Regions from separate parts of the Homo sapiens genome. Here region 2 is linked to region 1. A link is a loop called in an ENCODE intact Hi-C map of the cell type or tissue named here. Cell type or tissue: dorsolateral prefrontal cortex. All regions are shown on one strand. Each heading gives the region's core, and the rest is flanking DNA. Links, peaks and the distances in the headings are about the cores only.

Region 1 (5,380 bases), core at 204-5,203:
CTTGAACTTGAACTCTTCCAGCTGATCCAGGGAGTGTCAACTGCTGGGCCACCGCCTGGGGCTCAGGCGACCTGTCCCCAGGCATGCTGTGGTCCTCTCTGAAGGAGGAAGGCACTCTTGTGGCTACTCTTCCATTCTTCCTTGTAGTACCTGTTGCCTTCTTTCTTTTCCAGCTGCCCCCCCACCACTGCCCACAGCCCTGGTCTTCCTGGCAAGCCTCTTTCTTATTACCCATTCTCCCTAAAGTTCATGCCCATTCCTCCATGGGCTGTCACTTTGGAAGGCAAGTGGCTGAGCTGTTCCCTGGAAGATATAACAGAACCATGCTAGAGACCCTGAACTCTACCAGTGATGGAGGAATGAATCTCAAAATAAGAGTCCAGGCTCCATGGCTGGCACATGGGGCAAGTAGAACCTTTGGGATTCATTTGGGTAACCCCCTAAGGGTGCCTGACCACCTCTGCAAGGGCCATGCCATTGTTCATCCCCAGGAGAGGTGAGGCAGGAAGGGGTTGGCAGGAGGGTGAGGGTGCAAGATTGGATAGGAAGAAAAGGAGTCTACGAGGGCTCTTTGCTACTCAGTGGCCATGTGACAGTTTTAATGTTTCTTTCTTGAGCAGAAATATAGCAGATAAAAAAAGAACCACAAATCTGTCAAAATGCCCTGTGCAAAGAAGCTGAACAATCACAAAAAAGTGTTGTGCCCATTCCTGAAAATATTTTCACCACGTGGTGAAAATAATTCATGGGAACTTGGTCCAATCTCCATGCATCGGGTCAGCAGGTGACTCAACTCAGAAGGAAAGAGCAGATGGTGTGGTGAGTGTGCAGGAGCCCGAGAAAAGCTGAGATTTGGAGACCAGTGGTGGTCTGGTGGGCTTGTGCAGTAGTTAGCCATACTGTTTGTACAGGACCAGCTCCAATTCGCAACAGGATCAAATCTTTATACCGACCCACTTGGCATTCCTGGAAGTTTGATGTGGCAGGGCTACTCTTGAGCAGGACTGAACCGTCTCCAAGCGTTTTTCTCTAAATGATTGAGATCAGGAGTTTATTTCTGAGAATGAACAGTCCTATCCAAGATGTATCTACTTAACCCAGAAGCAACATGTATATGAGATCAAAATACAAAGCCATTGCAGTCAGTTTGGGCATGAAGGCAGTTAATCCAAATTTCCAATGCACAGACAAATCATCCCAAGACAGACTGAATTATTCATGGACTTAATGGTTTATGTTTTGTACAGATATCACTTTATTTTTTATGGTAAGAAGTTTAGTTGCCATGTAAGTATATTGAAAATTAAAATAATTATTTCTGTTTACACGACATGAAATGAACTGGACCCTCATGTCCTACATCTCTCCCCATTGCTATCTCTTTCATTCATTCATTTATTTACAGTCTCTATCCTCTTGCAGTTTACCACTTGGTGGGGGAAAGCAAGCATTAAGCAGATAAGCATTTCTTCCTGTGTTGTGGGGCTACGATAAGAGAGATTTAAAGCAAAAAGGCCTGGCCCCTGGCACAGCCGAGTCAAGCTTTCATTTTCCCCCAGCTTGCCAAGATGCGGTCTCTGTTTCTGTCTCCCCACCTGCCAACCGCCCAGGTGGCCCATTGATTTCTGACATGCCGTGATGTAAAATGGCACATCGTGGTATCATTAGGTGCAATGCTGACAAAGGTAAAAGAAAACCCCTTCTGGCTCATGCTGAGAGTTCCTTCTCTCACACCCACCGCTCACTGTAGCCAGTTCCTGAATTGCATTTACAGCCGGGAGGATGCGGCAGCAAAGACACCCCACGGAGGGAGGAAGAGAAATGAAATTTCTCTCGGACCCATTGATCTCTCCTCTGAGCAATTTACTAGTCGGGGAGGTGGAGAAGCGGCAGGAGAAGCGCTTAGGGCTGCTCTTTATCTCACTTCTGAGGGCTGGGGACATCCCTAAGTGAATCTGCAACTCACTGAGGCCACACTCCCTGCTGACAGTCCCTTGGTGACAAACCCCTGACTTTGCAGGACCAAAACCAAGAAAACAGAGGTAGGCAATAATTTGGAATAGGAAAGAGCGGGCATTAACAAGCTAGACCTTAAGACATCCCTTAGGTGATTAAGGGGCTAAGCTGGCAGGATGTGTGCAGGTCCCCCTTCTGAAAGCTGTGCGGGAGCTGGGACTGCTCAGTCAGCTCCGCCTCCAGCTCAGGGAAAAATGCACAATGACTCATCTTCCTCCTAGCCAGGACCAGCAGGCGCCGAGGGAGTGTCTGCAAGCCTTTCCTCCGCACTGGGCAAAGTGTAGCTTCTCATGATGAAGAAAATCAACCTTCTTTGTGCCAAGAGCGAGTCCTGTGACATTCTTTTGCCCCAGGGTCTGTACTATGAGGGGAGTCCTGAACCCTGAGTTCAGAATTTTATCCTGCCTACAATCCTATGCGAAAATCTTCAGCCTTGGTATTTAGCATTCCATAAAATACCAAACCTGAGAGGGAATTTGGGGGTTTTCCCATGATTACCTGAGGGCAGGGCAGACACTGCACAAAGTGTCACTGAGTTCAATAGACTTCTGTGAGTGATCAGGACTAGATATCACAGAGTGAAAGAGAGGACTTTGACCTTTGACTTTTCCTTGGGTACTCCACCCCAATCTCAGTGCCTTCCCCTCCTCACTCTTCCCTGGCCTGTGCAAAGGCTCCAGGCTTTTTCTGTGGTTTCCACCACACCCTCCTGGAGCCTGATCTTGGATTTCTCACTTGCAACCCACCAGGCAACCGTGTAAGGGAAAATCAGCAGTTTCACTGCAGTCTGAGCTGGCACAAAATACAGGTCACAAAGACCCTGCTAATAAAACAGGATGTGGTAAAGATGCTGGCCAAAGCCCACCAAAACCAAGATGGTGATGAAAGTGACCTCTGGTCACCCTCACTGCCAACCTCCTATCTTATCCTGTGACTTAGAATGCCTAATCTCCTGGGAATGCAGTCCAGTAGGTCTCAGCCTTATTTCACCCAGCCCCTATACAAGATGGAGTCACACTGGTTCAAAATGCTTCTGACACAATTAGTATCTTTTTTCTTTAGTGCAATCATATCTTCAATATAATCAAATTCAGTTACTTCAACAGATGTTCACTGGGCATCTATTATATGCTAGACTGTGGGATGACAGCCATAAACGAGCTGACCTAGTCCTTGCCCTCATGGAACAATTGGTATAGAAGATGAAAGGAGATATGGACAAGGAAACAGAACATTCTAATGCAGTATGATAAAGGTGTTGGCATGGGAAGCTGAAAATGCAGAAGGACTTCCGAGCTCCTGAGAGAGGCCAGTGAGCAAGAAGTGATGTCCAAGCTAAAACCAATAAAATGAGCTGGAGTTAGTTAGCAGGCAGAGGAGATAGGGGAGAAAGGAAGGCGCTGCAGGAAGAAGGAAGAACATGTGCAAAGGATCAGAGGCTGGGCATAGGATGAGGAACTGCAGAAAGTTTAGGATGGCTGGAGCTTGGATGATGGATGATGGGGGAAACAGGGAAAGATGAGGCTGGATAAATCAGAAGGGTGCAAAAACAAAGGGTGTTGCAAGCCTGACAGAGGGTTGGGCTTCATCTCTCTTAAGCACACAGAGAAACCAGTGGGAAGTTTTATAATAAGGGAGTGATAGACTCACAGCACAGTTTGAGAAAGATCTTTCTTGTTGCAATAGGGAGGTGGAGTTAGCAGTGGGTGGACAAGCAGGGAGATCTGTCTGAAAGCTCCTGCAAAGCTCCCACCAGGGAGCATCAGAGGGAATGAAGAAAAGAAGGGCCATGGAAAAGCGATTGAGAAGGAAAGTTGATGTTCTCACTGAGACCTGAAATAGGGAACCCAAGAAAAGAGAATCTGTAGTGAGACAAAGTCTTTCAGTTTTAAGGCTGGATGCTGAAGTACCATGCTCCTTCATCATGCCAGGCACAGAGGAGATTTCACAGACACCAAGCTCCTTGTTGTTGGGTGATGTGTCTTGTTCTCTAAGCACCTGGCACACAATAGGTGGTGAAAAGTGGTTTTAGATGTATTCATGAATGAATGCATTAATAAATAAATTTAACACAAGAGTCTCTAACTTCAAAGTTCTTACAGTCTTATCGTAAGACAAGATTATCCTACATCAAACAATTAAAGAACTGCACAAGATAGAACGTAATTAAGTTCTAAATCATCTAGTTTAGGTTATAAGTGCTGGAGTTTCAGAGAAGGGAAAGATCAATGTGGGCTGGAGGAGTTAAGAATGGCTTAAATATAATTCCCTGACATTACAGTACCGTGGAAACAACAGTGCTGGGCTTAAAATGAAGAGATGAAAGCCAACACATTGAGCCTTATTTACCCAGTGTCGTGCAGCAGACCACCATGATTTTGGGGGACTGAATTAGTAACGTTGGCCTTAGGGGTTAATGCTGTTCAGGTGGACTTATTTGTGTACAATTAATAATGGGTTCTGACATAATTAATTCTCATCATATTCTTTTTGTAATGATTTTTTCTATCAGCATGAACATTCACGGAACGTAAATTGAACCATTTTAAAGTATACAATTTGGTGGCATTTAGTACATTTATATTGTTGCGCAACTAACACATTTAGATCCAAAACATTTCCGTCACTTCAAAAGAAAACCTGTTCATTGTATTCTTTTTTCTTCCTTTTTTTTGAGACAGGGTCTTGCTTTGTTGCCCAGACTAGAGTACAGTGGTGTGATCATGGCTCACAGCAGCCTCGACTTCCCGTGCTCAAGTGATCTTCCCACCTCAGCCTCTCAAGTAGCTGGGACTACAGGTGTGAACCACTATATCTGGCTAATTTTTGTATTTTTTGTAGACACAGGCTCTCATCATGTGCTCACGCTGGGTGTTCATTGTGTTCTTGAATTAACAATGCAATACAGTAGACTGAAAAGAACACTGGAGTATGGTACCTTAAGTTCTCCTCTGAGGTCTACAACTGAGTAGTTCAAATTTGACTCTGAGCAGGTCACTAATGATTTTTGCGCCTCAGTTCCATCATTTGTAAAATGGGAGAGTTTGACTAAGATGATACCCAAGATCTCTTCTAGCTTTACAACCCTGTAATTCTAAATACAGTAGATTTATTGATTGACTGTAATATGCAAAAAAAATGATAGTGCATGTGTGTGCGTGTTACAGGGCAGAGATGGGAGGAGGCAGGGACTCCCTGAGACTAAGATGAAACTGAATGATGCATGGGTGAGTGTGGAGTTGAGGGAGATTATCTGGTTGGCTACCCCATTTTTTTTTTTTACTTGGATAGGTTGGTGTTTAACTCCTCATTGAACCCTGGTTGAATTCAGCAATTATGAAGTCTTGCTCCAGAGTTGCCTTGG
Region 2 (5,380 bases), core at 99-5,098, 130 kb after region 1:
TTCTAGCAATGGTTTTTGATCCTTACTGTGCATCAGAATCACCTGAGGAGCTTTGAAATACACAGATGCCTGGGAGCTAATTTCGAGATCCAGACTCAATTGGTCTGAAGTGAGACTTGGGCACCAGTATTATGTTTCAGTGACTCTGATGATGCTAAGAGGCAGGTAGAGTCAAGAAACACTGCTTTAAAGAAAGGGATTCCAGCAAATGTTCATTGGCTCCATTTAGCCTTTCCACAATGTGTACATATTTCAAAACATCAAGTTAAATGACGAGTTAATGGGTGCAGCACACCAGCATGGCACATGTATACATACATAACTAACCTGCACATTGTGCACATGTACCCTAAAACTTAAAGTATAATAATAATAATAATAAAACATCAAGTTGTACACCATAAATATATACAGGTGTGATTTGTCAATTTAAATAATTAATTAAGGGAGCTCTGACAAGGAAAATAAGGAAGTGATTCTTGTAGAGTGATAGCAGTAGAAGCTAAATTGCAGAGATTAAAAAGAAGGGTGTGTTTTTTTCATAGAGAGACTAGCAGTCTTAACATCAGACATGGATGTTTAGCCTCAGTCTCCTGCCTTACTGTGTGATTTAACCTCTTTGTGTCTTATCTGTGAAATCAGGATAGAAATACTTGCTGTGCCCAACTCACAGTTTCCTTGGGAGGTCAAGATGGGATAATACATGTGAGAGTACTTTGAAAAAAGATTGAAGTGCTATAAAAAATGTAAGATTTATATGGTTGTCAGATTTTTTTCCCCAAAGATGGTCCTGAAGATAGTGATTATCAACTGTAAAGACCTACATGGAACCAGCATCCCTTTCCACACTGAGCTCACAAAGTCAGCACCCTTTGATAAGTGCTCACAGCTACTATCCAAAGGTCTAATGCTGTTTGCAACTCTCGCTTTTTCACAGCTAGCTTTGCACTGGGTCTATAATAGATGCAGTTTCCATAGTCTTGCAAATTTTGCCTAAAATTGCTGAACAACACAGCCTTCTGGCATAACACTACAGTTGAAGGATGCTGCTGTAAAGGTTAAAAAGGAAGTTTACTGTGATATGATCCCCATTAGATTGTCAACCCTGTGGTTATAGAGAAAAGGGAAAGCAGAACAGATTGAGAGACATCTGTGAGAGCAAGCAATGCTGCAGTATCTGAAGAGCCTGATTTCTCAGGCAGATGGGGAAGGATTGGCAAAGATCTGAGCCAAACCCAGCAGTTTTTTTCAGTGACCACCTTGAGGTCTATTTGAGTACTTGGATATGCCCACCTACATAATATATGCCATGCTGGGTCTCCAAGTAACGAAGCAATACTTCTCTCAATCTTCTGCAAACTCTGACTGCCCTTGGGGTAACACCTGGACCCAGGTGAGAAATGGAACTTCTTTGCGGTGACTAAGGTCCAGGAGAGAGGCTTTCTTCAATCATAGATGATCTTAGATGTGAAGAGTAGGATTACAAAGTGCTTTCTACTCACTTTCAGGCTGACATTTTCCTTAGGGGAAGATACCAAAAAAATACAATTCTTTGTCAAGGTAATAGCATACCTAATAGTTCAGCTTCTTTTTTCCAATTAGCAGCTTGAATTCAGAGCAAAAAGAAAATGAAGGACAAACTGCTAACTAGTAGTGAAGCCAGGTGTCAGATAACTGGAGAAAGCATCAGAGGTATCCCCGGGAAGATCAGTTACCTCCATCTCTCCTCTGAGCCTGCCCTGGCTCCTTCTACTCTGGTTGCAATTAGGATGAAGGTGCTAATTACATTCTCCACCAGCAGAAAGGCTCACTTCAAAACTGCCCTTCTCCAAACCGAAGTACAGACACCAAAGCCAGCCACCCCCTCATCTTACACCACCTCCAACAGGACTCAGAGCTTTTTTCATGTAAAACCACAGGACAAAATGGGATTTTGAAATGAAGATATAAGGTTGCTTCACAAGGGTACAAGGATCTTCTTATCCAGTGAGAAGTCACTTTCCCTGTGCTCAAACATCCTTGTAAAAATCCAGGAGGAGAAAGGGGCACATAAGCCAATGGAAATACCAAGTCCATGGCTCCTTTCTTAATGACAAATAACTACTTTGAAGAAGGATCCTTCATGCCCCAGGGTACGGGAGCCTAAATCTCTGGCTTGGGAGGAAATGAGGAATAATACTGTAGTCATTCAGTCCTTTACTAAAATCTCACTGTTTAAAAAGCTGCTGTTATCTTGGCCAAGTTATTTAACCTCCCTGAGTATCTTTCTCCTATATTAATGGAAAAGAATAAAAATATTATCATACAGCATTATTGTGAGCATGATTTGAGATAGAACATGCAGGGCCATAATGTCAAACATGGTGTAACTCAATCTTTTTTTTTTTTTTTTTTTTTTTTTGCTGCTACTGAGACTGAGTTTTTCAATATTAGAAAGTCCGGTGACCTCCTTACTATGTGAATTCCCTGTGAACACAAGACAAGAAATCTCAGCCTGGAGTATGTGCTTATAATTGGAGCAGGGGGCCCAGAGCCCAGGGAAGGGAGTGCTTAGCAGTTTATTCTTCAACAATTCCTATCGTTTCATCTGTGGAAGCAGTACTCATCAATAAATCAGCAAGTGACAGGACATTTTTCAAAACTGCATGGAAATGTTACCATTTTATACCGTTATAATCATACACAAACAAAAGAGTATTTTTCCCCTGCTCTCAAAGATACGTTGTTGACACAGTTTCAGAAGCACAAGGCACAAAAACTGCCCCAAAACTCAAGATGAAGGCTAAAATTAGATTTTTTTCAAACACCTCCCCTGACAGTACCTAGTAATGTTATTGTGGCTGTTGTAACCGTGGGTGATTGCCTATACACACAGTTGGTGCAATGAAGAGACACAATAGCTTAAAACTAAACTGTAAGATTATTTTTCAAGTAGCTTCTCCAAGTATAATACCTCAGCTTCTAGAAAAAGTAATCGCTGCTAACATTTGAAAAGTCAAAATTCTATGCAAGGGTCTGGGAGATTAACACGATTGAGCATAATAGCTCCTTTCAAACCATTTCCTAGGGACTAGGCTGCAAAAAGCCTTAAGCTTGAAGATGGCTTTCCAAATATATTTTATTTATTCAATGAAGAAAAAGACTATTTGAAGTTTCCATATTCCTTTCACATACAGACACTTCACTGAGCTTTAAGAGAAGCATTCGTCTGTAGGCGCAAAATGAGTAATTCCCCAGCTTCTAGAAAATGCAATCAGTGCAAACATCTGAAATGTTAAAATGTTGTGCAAAATGTCTTTTGTAGAGATATAGAAAAAAAAACCCTGAAGTAAATATCATTTTAAACTGGTCTCAGCATTTATGTTTAAAAATGAATACATACTCATATGCTTAGTATCTGATGCATAGATCATCTCCGGACAGCAACAGCAGCTGCTTCTTGGGAGGGTAACTGAGGCCCTGAGAGATAACAGTGGGAGGGCGTTTGTTCACAGTGCATCCTTCCTTGGCTTTATATTTTGTACTGTGTGCATGTATTAATATTAATCTAACTTAATCTAACCACTTAATTTAATTAAACATGGCCTCTTCAATAAGCGAGTCAGCTCATCCATCCCGGTGGAGCAGATCTTTCTCCACCATCAGTACTGGATGCTGACCTTCTCCCTGGCCTGGACCTCAGGGATGCCGTACAGCAAACTTCCCTGACTTCTTTTCACACTGAGCACTAGGTGGGTGCTGTGCTGGCACTAAAAGGATACAATGAACATAAGAGGTTGTCTCAGGGCCGTCTGCACAGGATTGCTAGCCCTCCCTTCCCAGGCTCCTGCCTTACTCAGCTTTCTCCAGGGACCACAGGAGGCCTCTGCATATCTTATGTACCACTCTGGTCCTTTCCTTGTTGCCCCCAACCCCTCTACCCTTGCCAACGTGCACTCCCTTCCTCAGGAACTCTGAGACACAATGAATAAGGGAGAAGGTGAAAGCCCCTCTTCCTCTGGGCTCTGGAGTACCAGTGAAACACACTGGGGCCAAATCCTCTTCTGGAACACACTAACAATATGACCTTGATAAAGTCAACCTCACTGAGCCTGATTCTGAACTCTTGAAATGGTGGTGGTCATTATATCCTCAGGGGAATGGAATAGAGATTGAATGAGATCAGTTATGTAAAATGCCCAGTGTTACACTCAACACATAGCATGTGAGCAGTAAGTGTTGGATGATATCATCGTCATCATTGTCAGTAGAAGCAATGGTAGTTCTCACTGCCAAAACATGATTGTTTCAACCTCCGCAGGCCTGTACACATCTCCAGCTCTCTGACCTGGGACTCACTTACACACAGTGTGGATTAGCAGAAAGGGTGGGCTTTCCAGCCAGAGGGGCTTTACCTTGAGCAAGTCCTTAACTTCTTTTAATGTCAATTTCTTTAACTATAAAGTGAGAATAATTTTATACCTTCCTCATAGGAGTGGGGCAAAGATTATAGATAATATCTACAATGCCCTAGCACCTAAGTGCCCTACATATCTTGGCTGTTTTGACTTTACTCCAAGGGGGCTGATCTATTTACTGGCTCCTGTCAAGACTTGCCCTCTTCTGCCTCCACATCTTTGTTCAGTTCTGTTGCCCTCCCTGCCCCGTCCTCTCTTTCCACCTCCATCTCTGGAAACTTTCATGCCTCTGTTTCATCTGAGAGATTTTATGACACTTTCTCTGACCACAGTGAATTTTCCCACAATTGAATTCGTAGACTGCTTATCTTCTGTAGGGAAATAGGAGGTGCAAATCCAGAAGACTCCAAGACCCTTCCTCTGAGTCCTCTGTTAGACTTATTAGAAATCAAGGTGTTAGGCAACAGCCGGCAGAAAGGACTCCGGTCACATGCAGCCAAAGAGCAGCTCCTCAGTGGACTCACTCTGAGCTCCCCACACGATGATCTCTGTGTTGCCTGGGAGGGGTCACTTGCCCTCCTGAAAGTCAACTCCCTGATGCCTTATTCAGGGGTGTCTCATAAAATAAAATGGCCAATTGGTTCATTGATAAATTAAGGCACACTGGGGCTTCTAGCACGTGGACAGACTGCAGGGCCACGAGGCGCGTCGGCTGACATCCGCAGGAGCAGCTGGTGTCTCACCTCCCCACGGGCCTGGCTCCAGCTGCTTTGACATCCATTCAGTGCAAATCACATTGAGTCACTCCTCTCTGTGAACTTTGGATGGTTCTGAGCAGCGCTGCGAGAGGATCCTGACCAAGTCCTCACCATGTCCCACAGGCCCATCCCGATCTGACTGTAGTCTTCTAGGCTTTTCTCTTGCAGCAGTCACCTCCTACCTCTTGCTCTTCCCCAAGCCCACCATAATCTTTCCTGCTTCTA

Evidence for each region. Hi-C counts contacts between places; a loop is a spot of excess contacts. Peaks named below come from ENCODE experiments on the same cell type or tissue, not always from the same donor. Only the 100,000 strongest peaks of a DNase experiment are listed, where the experiment ranks them.
Region 2: a loop joins it to region 1, with 2.3 times the contacts of the local background. A loop is called at or near these places in 2 of 110 quality-filtered maps.

Annotation. Positions count from the first base shown.
Region 1 is chr18:57,208,272-57,213,651 of GRCh38, forward strand. No RefSeq gene overlaps it. Among named protein-coding and RNA genes, the nearest start is that of LINC02565, 40 kb to the left of the region's middle. RefSeq lists enhancers at 1,568-2,767, 1,696-1,805. In dorsolateral prefrontal cortex, for the core only: no CTCF peak of the experiment used is centred there; a DNase peak (open chromatin) is centred at 2,240; H3K4me3 peaks cover 1,072 bases; H3K27ac peaks cover 1,068 bases; H3K27me3 peaks cover 401 bases.
Region 2 is chr18:57,342,867-57,348,246 of GRCh38, forward strand. No RefSeq gene overlaps it. Among named protein-coding and RNA genes, the nearest start is that of ST8SIA3, 7.0 kb to the right of the region's middle. In dorsolateral prefrontal cortex, for the core only: no CTCF peak of the experiment used is centred there; no DNase peak of the experiment used is centred there; H3K27ac peaks cover 2,183 bases.